Regions from separate parts of the Mus musculus genome. Here region 1 is linked to region 2. The links are chromatin contacts, found by Hi-C or POLR2A ChIA-PET in ENCODE. All regions are on one chromosome and are shown on one strand. Each heading gives the region's core, a stretch centred on a gene start or an enhancer-like site at or near the end of the contact. The rest is flanking DNA. Distances are from core to core; before and after follow the strand shown.

Region 1 (2,700 bases), core at 39-2,538, 35 kb before region 2:
CCACCCCCCCCCCCCCCCGGGCTTTTATGGACTCAGACAGTGGGCTTCAGCCTTGTATGGATGTAAGGTACTCTCTTGAGGCTTTATTCTGCATGTCTCCTACTTAGTGGGTTCCTTGGAAAGCCTCGATGTCTGTCTCCTTACCAGCTTCCTCCCTGACACAATAAGAAAGCTGCACAGTTTCAGGTAACAGGTGTTAAGAACATATTTTGGTAGAATTTGGGGTAGAGAGCTGTTAAATTTTTACGTTCTAACAATCTCTCCGTAGGTGTTAGATATTTACCAAAGATGGGATGGGCCCTCTACCCACCCTTCCAGATGAGATGGCTCCAGAGAGAGGAAGTGACCGGCCCAAGACTGTACAGACAGCGAGTAGCTGAGCCAGAGCTCCTGCACGCTCCTAGTGGACTGAGGCCAGCCGCCGTTTCTGTGGCACCCCTGGCTGGAGAGCAGCAAGGGTCCTGGATTCTGCTGTGTGTCCACCCCATGTCCACCTTGCCCCTCCTGTGGCTTTCCTTGGATCAGTTTTCTCTCCTGGTTGGCACACTGCCCTCTCTGCTGCAGCCCCCATCTCCATGCCTGCGCCATCTGGGACTCAGTTTTTGATCACTCTGCCTACCCCCTCTACCATGTTCTGCCGAGTGTGGGCCCACACCAACGCAGACTTGCTAAGCACAGAGAGTTCTCCTTATTCATCTGATTGCTTAGAAAGGAAAAAAAACTTGCTTCTCAGATTCAGAGTCCCAATACTGGAACAGTGGAAAGTTAAAAAAATTATTTCCAAAATCTTCCCCCTTGGCACTCACTAGAGTTCCTCCTGTGACCTCTCTCTGCTGATGCTCATCCTTGGCCTGGATTTACACTGCAGACAAGATCAGAGGTTTGTTACATTTGTTGACTTGTTTTGAGACAGGGTCTCATCTATAGTTCCGGCTCCTCAGACTCATGGCAATCCTCCTGGTCCAGTCTGAGTGCTAGGAATACGGGTTTGAGTCACAACGTCTGGCTTAGAATCAGTGGTTAAAAGAGGTTTATCCCCCTGGTCCCTGCCACCCACAACCTGATCTTGTCCAAGGTCAGGATTCCTAGGAAACTCTCAAATATTGGCGATGCCATCCCAGACACAGAGGAGCTGCTGCCTTCATCCTTTCAAGCTGCGGCTTCTTTTCTCTGCTTCTTCTTGATTCTTACTTCCTCTCTCAAGCCATCTTCTTTATAAAGCAGATTTACTCATCCTGTGGTCAAGCTGATATCACCCACTTGTTACCATGTGCAACGCTTTATCAAAGATGCAGCTGTTTTCTGCATGCAGTGTGGTATAGTACTGTGGCTCACTGCTGCCCCTGGGACTAACTACCTAGGAATGGCTGAAACTAGAGACCAGCCAGAGACGCTGGCTGCTCCAGCATGGGACTCTGTCTCTGGAAATGTGTTGCTGCTTTGTGAGTTTGTGAGACCAGGGAAGTGAGAGGCAACCAGGCATAATTGGGGTCAGAGTTCTTCAACCCACAGCACTAGCCTGGGCTGGTTTTTTTTTTTTTAAATCTGTGATGGTGATTTTTATTGTTTCTGTCAGAGAAGGCTTCCTTTCCTTAGGCCTCTCCCCATCTGGGTTGAGCCTTCCTGCAGCAGTTGAAAGGAACTGAAAAGGGGCCTAGCAAGCAGTCATGAAACAGTGGTCTATAAGCAGTCGGGAACCGCCTATCTCAGCTTGGTCTCTGTCTGTCCATATCCAGTTAATCTGTGGTTCCCCGAACGTTCTCCTGGCCCCAACTTGGTAAATGTGGTTCCATTTTCTTGGGTTTCCCTTCCTCTGACTGCTTTATCAAGCTAAGATCTCCTGTGCTGGGACTTCTGTGCAGTGAGAAGCTGTATTCTTGGGTCTCCATCTGCTCCTGAATTGTCCTCTGCCCCACCTTCATCTAAGCAGTCATGTATGGTGCTACAACTGCATGTTGTACGTCCGTTTCTCACACCAGATTCTAGGCTTTCAAAGGACAGAAGTGTTGCTGTCGCTCTACTGTAGCTCTCATTGTAGCTCTATTGTGGTTGCCTTCTGGGTGAATGGAGCAGCATCTACTATGTGTCCACATTTGCAAAGAGTATGGCTTCCAGCCCTTTTTGTTGGAATAAAATTTTCACAGGGAAATACCTCAACCCAGAGCATGAAGAAGGACTTTATATAAGAGATCATGTGCAAGCTGTGTATTCTGCTGGTTTACCAATGCACTAGCTTCCGGTTGTCACTATAATGAACACCCACAGATTTATTGGTTCAAAACACACTTAGTAGCTTGAAGTTCTGAAGGTTAGAAGTTTGCAGTCACTGTCATGGAGTTAAACCACAGCACGTCTATGCTGTTTGAAGGCCGCAGGGAAGAATCCTTGCCATTTAAGCATCTGGAAGCTGCCTACATCCTTTGGCTTGTGATTGCTTCTTCACGTGGCTCCAACCTTCTGCTGCCGGCTTCACTTCTAGAACTGTGATTTCCTGCATCCCTCTCTCATGACTTTCCTGGGCCTACACGAATAGTAAGGATAATCTCGTTTTTATAATTGTATCTGCAATATCCCTTTTGTCATATAAGGTGACATGTTTGCAGGTTCTGAGGATTAGAGCCTGACTGTCTTACAGAAGGCCGTTGTCCAGTGATTCTTTAGTGTCTTCTCATCTGTTTGTGTTAGTTCTTCATGCTATGA
Region 2 (2,852 bases), core at 347-2,846:
CTTTATTCTGAAAAAAAGTTAGAGTTAGAAAAATGTTGTAAAAATACTAGGGAGTTCCCCTGCGACCTACACCCAGCTTCTCCTACTGTTAATGTCTTGGGTAACTGTGGGATTTAATGGGGATGCCATTAAATACACTGCATGTTTCACCAGCTGCCTTCCCACTGTTTTTTGTTTGTTTGTTTTTGTTTTTTTTCCTGTTCTACTTTGCCCTTTAATGACAATTTGCCCCTTACTTGTGACAATACCTTAGGCTCTGTGTTTGGTGACTCTGGCACTGTGAAGAGCACTTGGCAGTTTGGTTGTGGAGTATTTTTCAGATTAAGTTCCTTCCTCAGATGTTTTCTCATAATTAGATGGACATCTTGCACTTTGAGCTGGAATATATCAACAATGACACGTTTACTTTAAAAAGTTCCTGTTTATTGTGGTGCAATACATACTGCATAAAACTTACCATTTATGCAGTTGTACTTATCATTAAAGCAATCCAAAGACACTAGTACGTTCATGAAGTATACCTACTACAGAATCCACGGCGTTGTGTTCTCACTAGTTCCAGATGTTTTCATCACCCCAAAAGGAACCCCCAGGCTTGATAGTGTAGTCAATACCTAGTACTTCATACAACCGCAGGCATCCATCACCTGTATTTTCTCTATAGATTTGCTTGTTCTGGGCATTTCACATTAATACAATCATACAATATGTGGCCTCTTGTGTTTGGTTTCTTTTACCCAGTGTGTTTCAGAGGTTGTAGCAAGTGTACTTCATTTTTATAGTCGAATAATATTCGGTTGTATAGATAGTCTATATTTTACCTTCCTATTCCTGAATTCCACAGTGACTGTGGATGCCTGGGATGGGCCCCGAGAGCTGTGGGAAGGAAGGGTCAGTTAGTCCCCTGTGGTTGCAGAAAAACACTGTACGGTGTGGCAGCCAGGGTGCGACCAGAGAATATAGAATTGTGTTTATTCAGGCCAGAGTTTACACAGACCAATGTAGAACTTATTAATGGGAAGCTGATTTCTTTGAACGTTTTCCTTGTGGAGAGGGAAAAACAGTTGTTCATGTGAAGAATGAAAGATCTTCAAAGTCGGGAAGATAACTTCCCCAGGGGGTTGGCAAAGGTGGTCCTCAGTGGTGCTCGACTTTAGAAGCTATCAGAAGTGGCTTGGCTGGTGATGATCATTTCCATCCCCCAGCAAGTTCAGAGGGGCCTAGCACCACTGGGAACACTCCTACATTGCTGGCAGAATGGGAGGGAGGTCACAATCGAGCAAAGCCAGGGACTGAAAACTTCGATGTATCCAAAAGGTAAACTGCGCTTAGATGCTTCCTGTGCGGACTTGGGGGCCAGGCTGCGGGGCAAGTAGTCAAAGGCAGCCAAGGCCTCGGAAGAAGGCGGAGGCCTGGTGCCCACAGCAGGCGGCCCAGGCTCGGAGCAGCCCAGGGCGGAGGGCGGCGCCCAGAGCGCGTCCGCCCGGCCCCGCCCCGCTGCAGCCCCGAGCCGGGCGCGCGCTCCTAGGCGGGGTGGCGCGCTGCTGGTGCGCGTGTCCCGGACCCGGCGGTGACGTGCGCGGGCCGCGCGTGCGCGCTGCGGCAGAGGAGAGGGGCGGCGCGGGCGCGCGTCTGTCAGTGACAGCGGGAGGGGGAGGAGGAGGGGGCCGGAGATGGTGGTGGCGGCGGCTGCGGCTGCTACTCTTCCGACCTGAGGCAGCGGCTGCGGGAGAGCGGGCGGCGGGCGCAGCCGCAGCGGCATCTGTAGCTCAGGCAGGGCCCCTGGGGCGTGGGCGCGGCGTGCGGACGACCGGCGTGCTGGCCAGCCGGCGTCGCGGGAGTCAGGCTCTGCGGCAGCCCGCACGGCGGTCTGTGGAGGGGCCCGCGCAGTGCCCCGAGCTCGGCTCTGGGCCGGGGTGCGTTCGGCTGCGGGCAGCAGGCCCTGCTAGACCGGCCGCTCGGACGGGCGGCCCTCGGGCTCCTCAAGCTCGCGAGCAGGGGCGCGGGGCAGGGTAGCCCGCTGGTGCTTAGCCGCAAGGGGACGGAACGCGGCAGGAGCCGCAGGTTGGCCCGCGCGCTTTGACGCACCGGGCGCTGCTGCGGCAGGATGAAGCGCTGCTCGCCTCCCGAGTTGTTTTTGCGAAAGCTGCTCCCGGTGCCCCGAGCGCTCAAGGTCTGAACTTCCCTCTGGAGCTGCAGTTGGAGTTGCACGGGGAGAGGCCACCAGCGGGCGACGGCGCCCGAGGGGAGCGCAGCGCAGCGCTGCCGGGGACCCAAGACTCAGCGCGGCCGCGGCACGAGAACCCTGGGAGCACCAGGTACGGCCCGTGCGGTTCTCGCTCGCCTTGGCGCTTTTATGCGCCGTTATGGGCAGTTTTGGTGAACATATGGTGGTGCCTTCCCAAGTGGCTCGCCAGAGCTCGCACTCGCGACAAGCACAGGTCGCGTGGCCCTCCGGGAGTGTGTGTAGTCAGGCCGCTCTAATTCTGCTGGTTTTGCCTGCAGGTGCCCCTGACCTGGTCGGGAAAGGTTCCAAGAGCTCGGCAACATGGCTTCCTCACCCCACCAGCAGCTGCTGCATCACCATAGCACCGAGGTGAGCTGCGACTCAAGCGGAGACAGCAACAGCGTGAGGGTCAAGATCAACCCTAAGCAGCTGTCCTCCAACACCCACCCGAAGCACTGCAAGTACAGCATCTCCTCCAGCTGTAGCAGCTCGGGAGACTCAGGGGGCCTTCCCCGGAGGGTTGGCGGCGGGGGTCGCCTGCGCAGACAGAAGAAGCTGCCCCAGCTTTTTGAGAGGGCCTCCAGCCGGTGGTGGGACCCCAAATTCGACTCCATGAACCTGGAGG

The links. Hi-C counts contacts between places; a loop is a spot of excess contacts on that map. ChIA-PET counts read pairs that join two places held with the same protein, here RNA polymerase II (POLR2A).
Region 1: a map of left cerebral cortex shows a loop between it and region 2 (3-fold over the local background). The contact joins the enhancer-like site here to the promoter of Adcy9 in region 2. A Hi-C loop is called at or near these places in 9 of 37 maps with a recorded cell type or tissue (T-helper 1 cell, T-helper 17 cell, adrenal gland and 2 more). POLR2A ChIA-PET finds 5 or more read pairs at or near these places in 2 of 5 experiments (Patski and embryonic stem cell).

The regions. Positions count from the first base shown.
Region 1 is chr16:4,454,488-4,457,187 of GRCm38, reverse strand. No RefSeq gene overlaps it. Among named protein-coding and RNA genes, the nearest start is that of Adcy9, 35 kb to the right of the region's middle. Within about 2 kb of position 1,288, at least 1 of the 3 ENCODE cell types and tissues checked has a DNase peak (open chromatin) inside an H3K27ac peak, as active enhancers do; it is left cerebral cortex, where a contact is called at or near this core.
Region 2 is chr16:4,419,242-4,422,093 of GRCm38, reverse strand. Adcy9 (adenylate cyclase 9) reads left to right here and starts at 1,596. Exons shown (of 11, transcript NM_009624.3): 1 at 1,596-2,318; 2 at 2,506-2,852. The coding sequence starts at 2,549.